Linked DNA regions of Homo sapiens: region 2 is linked to region 1. A link is a loop called in an ENCODE intact Hi-C map of the cell type or tissue named here. Cell type or tissue: PC-3. All regions are shown on one strand.

What was found. A loop is a pair of places that touch in the nucleus more often than their neighbours do. Peaks named below come from ENCODE experiments on the same cell type or tissue, not always from the same donor. Only the 100,000 strongest peaks of a DNase experiment are listed, where the experiment ranks them.
Region 2: it touches region 1 in a loop (2.7-fold over the local background); 2 of 110 quality-filtered maps call a loop at or near these places.

The regions. Positions count from the first base shown.
Region 1 is chrX:93,671,179-93,679,178 of GRCh38, forward strand. It overlaps NAP1L3 (nucleosome assembly protein 1 like 3), which reads right to left and starts at 2,400. Exons shown (of 1, transcript NM_004538.6): 1 at 1-2,400. The coding sequence starts at 2,126. The coding sequence ends at 606. FAM133A (family with sequence similarity 133 member A) reads left to right here and starts at 3,028. Exons shown (of 4, transcript NM_001171109.2): 1 at 3,028-3,096; 2 at 3,503-3,574. In PC-3, no CTCF peak of the experiment used is centred here; no DNase peak of the experiment used is centred here; H3K4me3 peaks cover 2,516 bases.
Region 2 is chrX:93,581,943-93,589,942 of GRCh38, forward strand. No RefSeq gene overlaps it. Among named protein-coding and RNA genes, the nearest start is that of NAP1L3, 88 kb to the right of the region's middle. RefSeq lists an enhancer at 3,173-4,372. In PC-3, no CTCF peak of the experiment used is centred here; no DNase peak of the experiment used is centred here.

The DNA of each region.
Region 1 (8,000 bases):
ATGTCACATACACAAGGTCTCAGTTGAATCAAATGTGGTCTTTTCACATTAGATGTATGCTAATCTTTTTCAAGCAGTCAAACTTCAAAATACACTGTTTTATTTACTATAAGTACTGGATTTCTATAGCAAACTAATGAAGGCACAGCTAGTGCAAGCAGATTTAAACCCTTAGTCTTATGGGCTGGAAAAAAGAAAAAAATAAAACACTTGCATTGGTACTTCATGAACTTTTTTTTTCAAGCAAATATTTGTTTCAGTTAACAATTCTGACAGTTTCACAGCTACAGTCTAACAGAAACATGACCAAAGGACATCACAAAAATCAACACTGTGTAGCACCAAACTAACATGCTTTAGATAATTGACAACAGCTTACATATTTTGAAGAATATTATACTACAACAGCCTAGATAGAATAAACTGGCACTTAGACACTTTTTAGGACTATTTTTAAAATATAGACTACCAAGAAACCACAAAAACTTGACTATAAGGAATAATAGTGTTCAGGTTACAGGTCAGGGTTTTACTTTTTTCAAGGCTGTATGAATCTGCTTCACTTCTTGAGATTTTAAGATTCTTGAAAAATCTTTCAGATTGACTTATTTTCTGTATTTCTTGTTTCCATAATGTTTGCCAAATTGATAGTAGGTACCATTGACTTCTCCAGTATAGTAATAGATTGATTTCAGGATGACATTATCATGTAAAATCTGCCCAATTTCAAAGTCCTCATCCAGGATAGCATCTTCTCGTGGTTCCAGCTTCCCAATCATAGGAATCTCAGGAGGACTAAAGAAGTTGAAGAATGATGCATTAGGAACCACTCTTGGCTGGATTTCAATTTCTCCAGTAGCAGTTGTGCGACTCTGGGTAGTTGTCACAGTAACATCTTTTCCTCTTCTCCAGTCTATCTTGCAGCCTTTGCAATCTTCAATTTCCCATCCCCAAGAAAAGAAGGGATCATTGTGATCTGGTTTTGCCTTTATTATATATGTCTTCACCAGCACCTCATTTCTGAAGTATGGGTTGGGTAGAAAATGAAATTCAAAGGTGTAACTTACAGGCTGGCCAGGTTTTGAGAACTTCAGGCTAACATCCGACAAGAACTTCAGAATGGGCTCATCATACTTCTGAATCATAGGCCCGAGCTTGTCAACATTCTTTAAAACAATCAGCCAATAGTCAGGAATGCCTTTAGGGTCTTCTCTTTTAGGCTTTCCCTTCCTAGCTCTTTTAAGATCTACACTGTCCTGAAGCCTTTCCTCAGGAACTCTTTTATGAGTCTCTCTTACTGCAGCCCTTGCCTTAGCCTCTGTTGCTTTAGGCTGTTCTTTATCATCTGCCTTTACCTGGGGGACTTCTTTAGGATCTTCTTTTACTTCAGGGGTTGCCTCCATACAGTCTTTAGAATCTGCTTTTTCTTCAGCCTTTACCTCAGGAATTTCTTTAGGAACTTCCTTTTCTTCATCCTTCACCTCAGGAATTTCTTTAGGAACTTCCTTCTCTTCAGCTTTCACCTCTGGGTTTTCTTTAGGGTTTTCTTCTTCCTCACCCTCTAAGGGAGGCATTTCACTAGGGGTGTTATCCTGCACCTCCTCATCACTGCTGAACTCCTCATCCTCTGAATTCCATTCACATTCTTCTTCTGTAGGCTCGTATTCTGCATTGATGATTTGAAACCGCCTATCATACAGAGGCTTGTTGAGTTCAGCATATTTTCTTTCAAGATCATGAATTGCTTTTAAGAACAGGGTATCTACCTTGTCACATTCATCTTGAATGTTTCTAAGCGCTTGCACACGATTTCTAACTGCCTGAGGCAGCCTATCCACGAAATTTGTTCCCAACGGGGCCCGCCGCGCCCTTCTGGAAGGCTCAGGTACCCTCTTCTTTCTATACAAGCGGCTGCGGCTGCTAGTGCTGCCGCTGCTGCTGCTGCTGCTGCCGCTGCCGCTGCTGCTGCCACTAGTGCTGCTGCTGCTGCTGCTGTCACTAGTGCTGCTGCTAGAGCTACTGCTGTCAGATTCTTCCCCAGAATCACTAGTCGAGCTAGCCATCTCCTCTTCGGCAACCCCATGGGCGACAGGTTCCGAGACCATTTTAAAATCTGCTTCTGCCATCTTGCAAGCCTACAAACTCTACCAGGGAGACCGCGCGACCAGAGATGGGCAGAAAATGACTCACGGATGCTTGAGTGGCGGCGGCGGAGGCCCGGGCTGCGGAGGTGGCAGCGGCGATGGCAGCAGCGGCGCAGAGCGGAGCTGGAGCTGGGGATGCAGAGGCCGGCGCTGAGGTGGCAGCGGCAGTGGAGGCTTGGGCGACAGCGGTGGCGGCAAGGCCTCTCCCGGCTGCAGCTAGAGTGCCGAGATGTACCGCAGCCGAATGGCGCAGTATGAGACCCCGAGATCTCTTCTCGTTTTAGATCGCGAGCCCCCTCCCCTTGCAGTCAGACCTCCCGTTAATTTCGTTCCCAGTGTGCCTTTAGTTCGCTCCTCATTTGCTGGTCCACCTTAATTGACAAACTGTACGCCCAACGAACGGCCAAACGCCACTACTCCTGGCTCCGCCCACCTTCCCAGACGCCGCTCGCTGGCTGAGGTGCGACCCCTTGGAAGGTGTCCCCCTGCCCCCCAAAAAGTCTATATTTATAGTTTTATAATTAAAAAAGAAAAAAAAGCGTAGACATGAGGTAAAAATACCAGCCATAGTTCCTAACAAGGGCAAAAGAGGCGTGTCTTCCTTCTCCCATCCGCCCACCCTGAATTCCCGTTTAGTTTGTCACGGGTCTCTTGACAAAAAGCTGTAAAAAAAAAAAAAAAAAAAAAAAAAAATTGAATGAAAATGGTCCAAATGGCGTCATTGGGTAGTGTGACTATGGACGATTTAAAAACAAAACGATTTTCTCTAAATATTCTATGAGCATGCATTTTTACACTGGATAAAAAAGGGGAGAGTCGGTTATTGGCAGAGGAGGGAGGGACTAGACAGCAGGCGTATTGCATTCCACGAAGCTGATTTAATAAGTGCTGTCTGTGATGTTTGGCAAGCCTGGTTTATATCCATCTACAAGGTTTGCGAACCCATGTTGCCGTGAGTCAGTTACACCATTTTTATTATATTTCTCTTTTTAGGCTGGCATATTATATACCCCAACCTTGCTGCTAACTTGCCACGTAGCCCTTCTCAATGCTTGTAACAACCTTGTAGATAAAACAAAGAGGTATTAAATGTTAGGTAGTATTGTTAAAAAGCAAATGATTTGCGTTATACTTTTGTGCAGCAGGTTTCAATTCCAAGAACAGTGGGATGGGAGGGGGAATTTGTGCTAATGAATGTGCATCTTCTGTCAGTGTATGCGATGTCATCTGCCACCAATTTCCTTCTAATGTTGTAAAATTCTAGCCATACTATAGTATGATTTACAAGTCCAGTAATATGTGAATAAACTTTTGCAAAATGAAGTTTAAAAACGAGTATTTGTTATTTTTATTTACAGGATTTTTTTTTCTGCTACAGAACAACTCCCTTGGTACAATAAAAAAGACGAGTATTTACTTTTCATTGAAAGGTAAGGATCATATTTAGCACATTTTAAAGAATGACAAAAATTACTCATCTCCATCTGAATAAAAGTTTACAGGATACAGTCATTTAAAGATTTATTTTAGAGAATTATCTTGATAATTCTATGGAAACAGGAAAATCCACAGAGGTAATTTGGCATACTAATGTAGACAATTACATACTTAACCGCATTAACTATCTAAACCTGGTCATAGAATACAAGTGGTAAATTAAAATATGAAATATGATAAATTATTCATTTCAAATGAGGAAATGTATTAAAGTTAGATTAATCTTTATAGAATTTGTGCTTTGTCATGTAATCACGTTTTTTAAAAGTTAGGAAACGCTTTTCTGTTTCATAAATGCATTTACTTTTATTGTTTATCTCTAATTGTCAAAGTCTGTGAACATTGCAAAGATAAAACAATATAGAAAATTCCAACAGTAGTAAAAACACAAAATCTTAACCACCAAATGATAAGAATTACTAGCATTTTGATGCACTTCCTTCCAGAAATTTCCTTGTGCATATACATACCTGCCTATTTATGTATACTGCTTTATCTATGTGACACCATATTATGTTTTGTAATCTTTTCATTTAATTTATCAATTACTAATGGCTATATTTTCATGGCAAATGATCGACATCTTATTTTTAAGTAAGTGCATATTCCATGGAAATAATTGCCTTAATTTATTTGACCAGATTCCTGTTATAGGGTGGCCATTTCTATACCATCTCTCCCCTTAAATACATACTATTTTCCTGCTATAATCAAAGTGTCCCTGGATACCTAAAGCATGTATTTCTATGCACTTGTGAAAATTGGTCATAAGATAAATTCCTAGAAATGGATGGCTTGGGGATGATCATTTCATATTATGAAATTATTATTGTATACATATTGCCAAACTCTCTGCAGAATTATTATCACAATTTACAGTTCCAACAGTGCATAAAGTTCATTTTTTTGTTATTCAACTAATATATTTTTGTGCTTGTCATATGCCGGGCAAATGTGGTAGAGGATTGTAGTATAATGGTGAATGAAATTTACTAAGTGCATATCCTTTCGTTGAATAATTTTAATCAAAACATATGTTATAGAAACAATGATTTACGTCATTGATGTTATACCATAAATATTGTTCTGAAACTTACTATTTTTATTTTAAATTATGGAGATTTAAAAAAATGTATGCTCTTATGTTTTAAACTTTGTAGCATTAGGAATTAGTATTTTAGAGTCAGTCATGAGTTAGGGATCCAGATTTTTAAAATATTTATTTTTATTAGCTAGCTAATTCTTCTAGTACCATTTATTTGGTAATCTTTCTATCTCCTGCTTACTTGAAATGCTATTTTGATCACATTAAATAAATTGCTTGGGTCTGTCTCTAAATTCTTTTCTGATCCATTGGTCAGACGTTTGCTGCAAACAACTAATGAGTCGGTTTTAAGATAACTTTACATTTTGTGAAGATGATATGTGTTCATTGATAAAGTCAGGCAATACATTGAAATACAAAGAAGAAATTAAAAGTAACTCAAAATACCACTGAGAAGTAATCACTACTTACATTTGTAATCAACATCTCCAAATTAATTTATCAATATTATGTATTCATATTTCTTAGATTAGTGGTAAGATTGTCTTTTCATATGTTTATGTTTTTTTGAGAATTGTCTATTCATATTTTTTTGCCACTGAATTAAGCAAGAAATTAATCAATGGTGAAATCCTAAAGGTAAAATGATTTTGGCCTTGACTTAAGACAACTATGATTTCTTCAGGAAATAACGCATGATATTGGGCAAATGTGACTAAATTACTTTCAGTTACTTTCATATTAAAATTGGTTGTTTTTTTTTTTTTGGATACTTGTGGGGTTTTTTGGATGCTTTTCAAGGATTACAGATTACTACTTAACCACTCACACTGATCCTGGAAAAGTTTGGAATGGAACATGGAGATGAAAAATAGAAAAAAGCTTACAAAAACATCATACAAAAATAATGTACTAATCAACAATTGTTATTTTCAATTTGGAATTATTTTTTCCAGATATAGGCAATGAAAATGGTTGAAAGTAGATGACTTTTTCTAATCACAATTCTCTACTTTAATTGTGTATACATAGGGATCTTGTAACACACTTATTTTTGTAGCCTTTTTTTTTTTTTTGGTCAATTAGTTTCTTTAATTTTATGTAGTAGGTATCTAAAAGAAAATAAGCTTTTTCTTCATAATCAATTTAATTGATGCATTATATCCTATTTGTTCTACTGTGAAATATAAGTATTAGTTTTATCATATCATATGCTTGTTTTTCTTAATAAGGTTAGATATAAATTATTTGCATAGTGATATGTTTTTTTGTTCAATTAACATGATTTTTTGGCGGGGGGGCTAAATGTTCATGCTTCTACATGAGATGATACATAACACAGAATCTGATAGTATACTCAGACTGAACATAGTACATTAACATCTGTTGATACCTCCCTTAATATGAACATACACACAATCCCTTCCACCACCCACTCCTACCACACAAACACGCAAGGTATATAATGACAAGTGTAGCAGCATTATCTTTTTTTGTAGGTATCTAAGAAGCAAAGCATTGCAAGTTCATTTATTTTTGAATGACTTCCTCCTGTTCTTCTTGGACAAGTTGTATCTGAATACACAAGTGAATTCTTTTTTAAAAACCATTTTATTGATGGATAATAGGCACACAATAAATGTGTGTATCTGTGAAAGTATCACCACAGACAAAATAATGAAAATTGTGTCATCCCTGAAAGTTTCCTCATATGCCTTTGAATCCCTCCTCTTGTCCCTAGATATTCACTGATCTGTTTTCTGTTCCTATAGATGAATTTGCATTTTCTAAAATTTTATATAAGTGGAATAATGTAGTATGTTCCTCTTTTTGCCTGTCTTTGCAGACTTATTTTGAAATTTACCCATGTTGTTGTGTGTATCAGGAGTTTATTTTTCCTGTTTACTGCTGAGTAATTATTCATTACCTGGCAATACTACAATTTGTTGATGGGCATTTTTGTTGTTTTGAGTTCTGGGCTACTACAAATAAGGCTGCTATGATCATTGGTATATAAGTTTTGTATGGACATATGTTTTAATTTCTTTTAGAAAAATACATAGGAGTGGAATGACTGGATCACATGGTAGGTGTATGTTTCACTTTTTAAGAAATTACCTGTTTTCCAAAGTGGTTGTTTTGCATTTCCACCAATAGTGCTCACATTTGATATGGGCAGTGTTTTAAAAGTTAGCCATTCTAATAAGTATTCAGTAGTATTTCATTGTGATCTTAATTTATATTTCTTTGATGACTAATGATGTTGAATACCTTTTCATGTGCTGATTTGCCATCCACATATCTTTTTTGGTGAAGTGACCATTTGTATTTTGTCCATTTAAAAAAATAGGATTGTTGTTTTATCATTAAGTTTTGATAGTTCTTTATATACTCTGGATGCAAGTTCTTTATCAGTTATAGCTTCTGCAAATATTTTCTCTCAGACTGCATATTTTCTTTGCATTCTCTTAAGGGTGCCTTTTACTGTTTTTAAAGAGGAAATGTTAGTAATTTTTATATTGATACATCATATTTTGGGGGCACATGTGATTTCAATACATGAATACAATGTGTAATGGTCAAATCAGGGTAATTGGGATAAGAAGTTTGCAATTTCGATGAAGTCCAGTTTATCTTGTTTTTCTTCTATGGAGCATACTTTGTGTGTCATCTCTTAGAAATCTTTGCTTAACCCAAAGTCACAATTATTTTCTTCCATTTTTTTTAAGTTTTATACTTTTAGGTTTTGCATTTAGGTCTGATACATTTTTGCAAAAAGTACAAGGTATGGATTGAAGGTTTATTTCTTTTGATATAGATATGCAGTTGTTCCAGCACTATTTGTTGAATAGACTGTCTTTTCACCACTGATTTGCCTTTGCACATTTGTCAAAATTAGCTGTCCTTGTATGTGTGGGTCTATGTTGGAAGCTCTAATCTGTTCCTTTGTGTACTGATTTTAATGACACAATCGGTAGTTATCCATTTGTTAGATGCATTTGGGAAAGAATGAGAACAAAATTGTGTGATAACAGAATTTCATTACAATGGAGACAGTCACAGGAGCTGGATCTTCATCCTTGACCTTTCACTTCTGCTCCCAACTATGTGAGATAAAGGGTCAGATAACAGCAGTAAAAACCTAGAAAAGAAATAACAAAAAGAAACATAAATGTTCTTCTATTTTGTGGAGTTGCCAGTGTGTAGATGTCCATAGCCCAGCCACAAGAATGGTAGTTAGCATTATTCAGGAGCACAAATAATGCCCTTGTTTTTCTCACTCCTGATAAAGAGAGACCTGCTTGCAAAAATGG
Region 2 (8,000 bases), 89 kb before region 1:
GCCAATTACCAGTTACAGATGTTTCCTGTCTATAGGGAGGCTGCCTTCCCCTGGTGCTGGTTGCGACCAATTATTATTTTAGAGAGTCAGTTAAAAACCACCTGACCATCACCAGATGGTCACCTGACTTTCCTGGTGGGGGTGTAAGGAGGGCCCTCTCCTGCCCTGCTCATGCCTAACTAACTACCTACTGTAACATTTCCACTTAATTCCAAAGGTGTATTTGAGAAAACATCAGATACTCTGACTACAGAACCCATGCTCTTAACTACTGCTTAATAATTAGAAGTTAGAATTGATATTCTCTTAATGTTAAGGCCCCTAACCAAAATCTGTGTTTGAGTGAATGATTTAACCTACCTCTGCAACTGGGTTGAGAAAAAGGTACTTGTGAATTGGAGTAGAGTTTTGAGTTTTTTGTTTGTTTTACTTTTAGTTTTGTTTTTTTAATTTATAAATATTACCAAGATAAAAGGGCAATTAAGACCCAAGAGGTTTATATCGTAGTGAGAATGCAATACTTTTGACTTGTACATTTTATCAAAACAGGTATTTTTAGTCATTTAAGAGAGTTATAGAAAACTCTCTAAGTCATCATGCTTTAAACACAATTTCAAGCAATAATTACTCCTCAATGCTAGTTTCCTATGACTGCAGTAAAAAATGAACATAAACTTAGTACCTTAAAATAGCACAAATTTCTTATCACATAGTTCCAGAGGTCAGAAACCAGGCCTGGGTTAAAGTCAAGGTGTTAACAGGGCTGCGTCACTTTCTGCAGTCTCAAAGAAATAATCTACTTTCTTGCCTTTTCCTGCTGCTAGGGTCCACCTGTAGTCCTTGGCTCATGCTCTCTTCCACCATCTCCAAAGCTAGCAATTGCATTCTGATCTATATTTCCATCACAGTATCTCCTTCTTTGACTCTTCTGCCTCCCTCTTTTATCTTTCAAGACTCCTTGTAATTGGATTTAAGGCCCACCTAGATAATATAGAATAATCTCCCCACATCAAGATCCTTAACCTAATCACATATGCAAAATCTCTTTTGACAAGTAAGGTAACTATTCACAAATTCTCAGGATTAGGATGTTGATATCTTTGGAGGACTGCTATTCTGCCTTCTATATAATCTGACAATTAACAGCTACACAAAACAATATAAATCAAGAGGGGAGTTATTGGATTCAATTAATCTTGAGAGACTAATGATTTTAAGAAGCAAAACAAGATATTTACCAACTCTAGATTTTGTTCTCTGAACAAAAGGAAAGTTAAATTCTAGTAAATTTCCTGAGCAGACTCTAACTTAGTCTGATTTTTAATAAAAACAAGACTCAATTATCAGCTATATGGCATTCTCAGTACATTAACCAACCTTCCCAGTGAGAACAAGAGAAAGTGATAGATAATTTCTTTAAAAAATATATTTTATTTATTAAAGGAGCAAGAAGGAATTAAGAAATATTTAAGTCAAATTCTAAAACTCTTAATTAAAATTATCAAATAATTCTTATATTTAAAGCACCAATAAATATGAACACCATGTGAAAAAATTGCAAAATTACATAGAATAAAATAATTTATGAGCAAAAGCCAGTAGAATAAATAAAATAGACAAATAAGATGGCATTGAGTACCCTTGGGAGGTAATTGTCTCCCCCACTGGCAGCATCAGTGAGGGCCGAGTGAAAGTCTTTACTAATACTCCCCAACAAGCCATGTCAGATGACCTAAAATTCCACTTCCATGTTGGTACATTATAACAAAAGACCAAGTAGTGAGTCTAGACTTGCACCATTTCCAAGTTCTATCAAAAGGTGCCCATCTCCCTCCCAAATAGAGGGTAAAGGAAGGATATCAAAGAGAAGGAAGTTGGAGACAGGGAATCTTTATATCTGCATAGGAAGTACTGAAAAGACCCTGCAATGACTCACACCTTAATGTGACTAGTATCAACACACAGAAAGGTTTGAGAACTAAACTACAGTGTAGAAAATCACACTGTTTCAGAATGCCTCACAAGTGCTACACAAAGTAAACCAAAATAGCACTGCAAGGGCTGTGGATAGTAAATTGTTATTGGAAACACAGCTCAAAAGAGGAGGCCAGACTTGCACACTAAAATAAGATGAATTCCTAGTAAAACAGAAGATTTAAATAGAATCTGAAGTCTCATATGCCTAGGATATAATAGAAAATTACTCATCATACCCCAAAAAACGGAAAATTACAACCTGAAAAAACAACAGAGGTCAAAATGCAAATTATTTAGATATTGCAATGATCTGGCAAATATTATGAAGCAGAATTTATAAAAATGCTCCAATGATCAATTATAAATATTGTTGGAACTAATGGAAAAAATATATAATCTTGGCAAAGGAGCAAAAGAAATAAAATAGAGCCAAATATAATATAATTTACAGAATTAAAAAGTACATTAACTGAGATAAAAATTCACTACATTAGCTCAACAGTAGATTAAAAAGAAAAGAGAAAAGAATCAAGAAACTTGAAGAAAGAATAATAGAATTTATCCATTATGAACAAGAGATAAAAAGTAGACTGGAAAAAAATGAAATTAGCCTTAGAGTCCTGTGGTGCAATAGCAAAAGATCTAACATCAAAGTTCCAGAATAAGAGGTAGAGACAATACCAGTAGACCATACTAAGTTATAGAGGTATATTGTCACACTTAGAACAACTACTAAGATAAACAAAGTAATATATAGAAAGGTACTGTAAGTAAATCAAGATAGAATTTTAAAAGTATTCAATTAAGAAAAGAGAAATATCAGAAGGAGGAACAGAAGAAATATATTGAGAATTTGTGACTTGTTACCTTAGTTGGCAAGAGTCTTTGCATATGTGATTAGGTTAAGGATCTTGATGTGGAGAGATTATTCTAGATTATCTAGATGGGCCTTAAATTAAATTACAAGAAATATTATAAAACACAATAAAACGGTAAGGGGTAAAATCTCAGGCCTGGTAGAATGAGAAACTTGGTTAACTTGCTCTCCCTCTAAAACACTGTAAACACGGTCATGCATCAGTCAATGACAGGGATACATCATAGAGTGTACTTACAGGAACCTAGGTGGTATATCCTACTACACACCTAGGGTATATTGTATAGCCAATTGCTCCTAGGCTACAAAACCTGTATACATGTTACCGTCCTGAATACCGCAGGCAATTGTAAAACAAGAGTAAGTATTTGTGTATCTAAATATATCTATACTCAGAAAAGTTGCAGTAAAAATGTGGCATGAAAAATTAAAAAATGTAACACCTGTATGGTGCACATACCATCAATGGAGTTTGCAGGACTGAAAGTTGCTTGGGGTGTGTATTAGTCAGGGCTCTCTTAGAGGGACAGAACTAATAGGATAGGATAGATAGATATGATATGATATATATGTCATATATATCTATATATGATGTGATATATAGAGAGATATATTATATATATGATATGATATATAGCTATATCTGTAATATATGATATATCATATATATGGGAATTTATTAAGTATTAACTTGCAGGGTCACAAGATCCCACAATAGGCTGTATGCAAGCTGAGGAGCAAGGAGAGCCAGTCCGAGTCCCAAAACTGAAGAACATGGAGTTCGAGGACAGAAAGCATCCAGCATGGGTGAAAGATGTAGGCTGGGAGGCTAGGCCAGTCTCCCCTTTTCTCATTTTTCTGCCTGCTTTATATTCTATGGCAGTTGATTAGATTCTGCCTGCCAGATTAAGGGTGGATCTGTCTTCCCCAGCCCACTGACTCAAATGTTAATCTCTTTTGGCAACACCCACACAGACACACCCAGGATTAATACTTTGTATCTCTCAATCCAATCAAGTTGACACTCATTATTAATCATCACAGGGTGAGTCAGTGAATTACTCATGAGTTAATGTGAAGGCCCAGGATATTACTGTATACTACTGTGGACTGTAAAAACACTGTACACTTAGGCTACATTAAATTTATTTTAAAAATATTTTTCTTTCTTCAATGATCAATTAAATTTAACTTTCTCTAATGTTTTTACTTTATAAACTTTTAAATTTGTTAACCTTTGTTTTTAAATAACACTTAAAACATAAACACATTGCACGGCTGCACAAAAATATTTTCTTTTTTGTATCCTTATTCTGTAAGCTTTCATCTATTTTTATTTATTTGTTTGTTTGTTTATTTTAAGAGACAGGGTTTCACTATATTGCCTAGGCTGGCCTCAAACTCCTGGGCTCAAGATACCTTCCAGCCTCAGCCTCCCAAATAGCTGGGACTACAGGTGCATGCCACCATACTTAGCTTTCAATTTTAAATTTATTTATTTACTTACTTTTAAAACTTTTTGTGTAAAAACTAAGCCACAAACACACACATGAGGCTAGGCCTACACAAGGTCAGGTTCATCAGTGTCATTGTCTTCCAACTCTACATCTTGTCCCCCTGGAAGGTCTTCAGGGGGCAATAACATGCATAGAGCTGTCATCTCCTATGATAACAATGCCTTCTTCTGAAATACCTTGTGAAGGACATGCCTGAGCGTTCTTCTTCAGGATATATCACTATTGTCAGAAATATGCCCATGGTTAGTTGTTTGGTTTATTTCATTGTTACATCACAGATGTGCTTAATGCACCATAAGCATTCCTCTCTATTAATGAAAACCTTTTGTTGTTGGGGGTCCGTATAACCTTTTAAAAAATCTTGCTGAGGTCTTCAAAGGCTTCTGCTAAACCCTTCACTCCAATTTTCTTGGGGGTTCTTCATCATTTTTGTATTATTGCTTTCAATGAAGCAGATCCTCTAATAGCTTCCATCAGTTTCTTCTTGTTCTTCAAGATCATAGATCATGGTGGAATGGGATATGTGTGACTGGCAATAACTATCACTGAGTTTTCATCTTTGGAGTTTTTAATCACTTCTATTTGTTTATTTATTTTTGAGATGGAGTTTCGCTCTTGTCACCCAGGCTGGAGTTCAATGGAGCGAACTTGGCTCACTGCAACTTCCGCCTCCTGGGTTCAAGCAATTCTCCTGCCTCAGCCTCCTGAGTAGCTAGGATTACCGGTGTGCGTCACCGTGCCTGGTTAATTTTGTATTTTTAGTAAAGATGGGGTTTCACCATGTTGACCAGGCTGGTCTTGAACTCCTGACCTCAGTTGATCTGCCCACCTTGGCCTCCCGAAGTGCTGGGATTACAGGCGCGAGCCACTGTGCCCGGCCCTTAATCACTTTTAATTTTGCTTCCAGGTCAAGCTGTCAACCGTGGCTCTTACTGGCAACATTAGCAGTGGATTTTCGACACTTAAGGGCCATGATGAACAAAATAACAAGAGATGTAAATCAAGCACAATAGAAAATGATGCAATTAAGAGACTCAGTAAACGTAAGATGTAAGAAGTTGCTGCCTGCATAGTATACTTTTTTAATAAGTAAAAGAAGTACACTCTAAAATTACAGTAAAAGTATATTAAATACATAAACCAGTAACTAATTGTTTTTATTATTATCAAGTATTATGTACTGCACATAATAGTATGTGCTATCATTTTAATATGACTGGCTGCACAGTAGGTTTGTTTACACTAGCATCACCACAAACACCTGAGTAATGCATTGCACTATGATATTAGGATGGCTACAATGTCACTGAGCAATAGGGATTTTTGAGCTTCATTATAATGTTATGTGACCACTGTTGTATATGTGATCTGTTGTTGACCAAAACATCATTATGCAGTACAAGACTGTACAACTAAAGCAACCTAATAAACAACTATTTTATTGCAAAACCAATGAAAATAAACCATTTCCACAGAACAACCCAAAAAATTGTCTATAAAAGAGAAACTATTGAACCGCAATAAGACAACAGAGGCCGTAACATTTTTACTTGAGGTTATTTCCACCCTCCCCCTCCAGTTCGGTGGTGCAGGAGTCAAAACTGAATGGTATTTCCAACAATGGAGAGCTCTAACTACTTTTGGAGTTCTGTTAGTGCACAATCCCCAGAGAACAGTCAATAATTTATCTGAACTTACAGCTCCCTTAGAAATCTCTGTTCTCAGAGTAGGGTGGGTATTTGACTCACAGCTCAGCTTAGAGAGAAAAAAAATGCTATGCCTAACCTACGACATTACAAAAAAAAAAAAAATTCATAAACTGCTGGCAACATCTCAGCTATCTAAGGCTGTGATATCGATTGAGGCAAATAAGTACCTGAATGAGAATTGAAAAGCTAATCCTGGAGAATTAAATGACCATAGGAAAAGCTCCAAAAGATTCCAAGGGATTTAAAATGATGCGTGTATGTATGACAATATGGACATGCCCAGAAGAGGACAAAACACAAGTCACTCAACTCTGACTGACCTTGCCACCCTGTAAAAGCAGGAAGAGAAAGGTAAAGCCTTTTTGAAAGCTCCCTAAAGTGTGAAGACATACTTTCTCACACAGATTCTCTTGACAAAGGGTAGAAGTCATTTGGGAAAGGCATTTAAGGAAATCTGGCCAATCACTGGCTGACCACTAAATTTACAATGACCCAGGTGTGATCACTAGGAATCCAGGCTTGAAATAAAAATTAGTACTTATAAAAAATCTGGCAGAAATCCCAGAGGCCATACACTAGAGAGAATATATAATTTAGAGAAATAGTCCAGGAGAGTGCTAAACAAATAAGTGTGAACAAAAAACAATAGCACAACCACAAGAGTAAAGCCAACAATCACAAATCTTGGGGATATAGGAATCAGATACCAGAGTTGACAAAATATATACTTAAAATTTTCATTTCTGAATGAAAAATTACAAGACAGGGAAAGAAACAAAAATATATCACATACTAATGGGTATAAAAAGACACTAGAAAATAGCACTAAGAGATAACTAGAGACAAAGGCTTTCGATCAGCTAATGCAACTATCTTCAAAGACTTCAGGAAATCACGTTTATAGAATTAAAGGAAAGTATGACAAATATCTCCTCAGAGAATATCAATAGAGAGAAATTATTTTAATACAATCAAATAAAGATTCGGGAGCTGGGAAATACAATAACTGAAATTAAAAATGGACTAGAGGAGCTCAACAACATATTTGAATGACAAAAGAAAGAATCAGCAAACCTACCTGATGAACAAAAAGAAACAAAAAGAGTAAAGAAAAAAAACCCAGGCTGGGCGCGGTGGCTCACGCCTGTAATCCCAGCACTTTGGGAGGCCGAGGTGGGCGGATCACGAGGTCAGGAGATCGAGACCATCCTGGCTAACACGGTGAAACCCCATCTCTACTAAAAATACAAAAAATTAGCCGGGCGAGGTGGCGGGCACCTGTAGTCCCAGCTACTCGGGAGGCTGAGGCAGGAGAATGGCGTGAACCCGGGAGGCGGAGCCTGCAGTGAGCCGAGATCGCGCCACTGCACTCCAACCTGGGCGACAGCGAGACTCCGTCTCAAAAAAAAAAAAAAAAAACCCAGCACATCAGAAACCAGTGGGACACCATCAAGAATACCAACATATGCATAATGGACACACAGAAGGAGAAAATAAAGGGGCCAATTAAGTATTTGAAGAAATAATGGCTGAAATCTTGCTAAGTCTGATGAAAAACACTAATCTACTGGTCCAAATAGCCCAGGAAATTCAAAATAGTATAAACTGAAAGAGAACCACATCAAGACATACCACAGTCAAATTGAAAAAGTCAAAGACAGGGAGAAAAATCTTGAATGCAGCAAAGGACAATAATTTAACAGAAACAAGTTTTTTCAATAAGATTGGCAGCTGACTTCTCATTAGAAATCTTGAACAACATAAGACTATTGTGGGGTGATATCTTCAAAGAATTGAAAGAAAATGACTATCTCTCCAGAATTATAGAAAATCTCCTCCTAGAAAATCTCCTTTATAAAATCTTGTTCAAAAACGAAGGTGAAATTAAGATGTTGTTAGCATATCAGACTTACAGGAAAT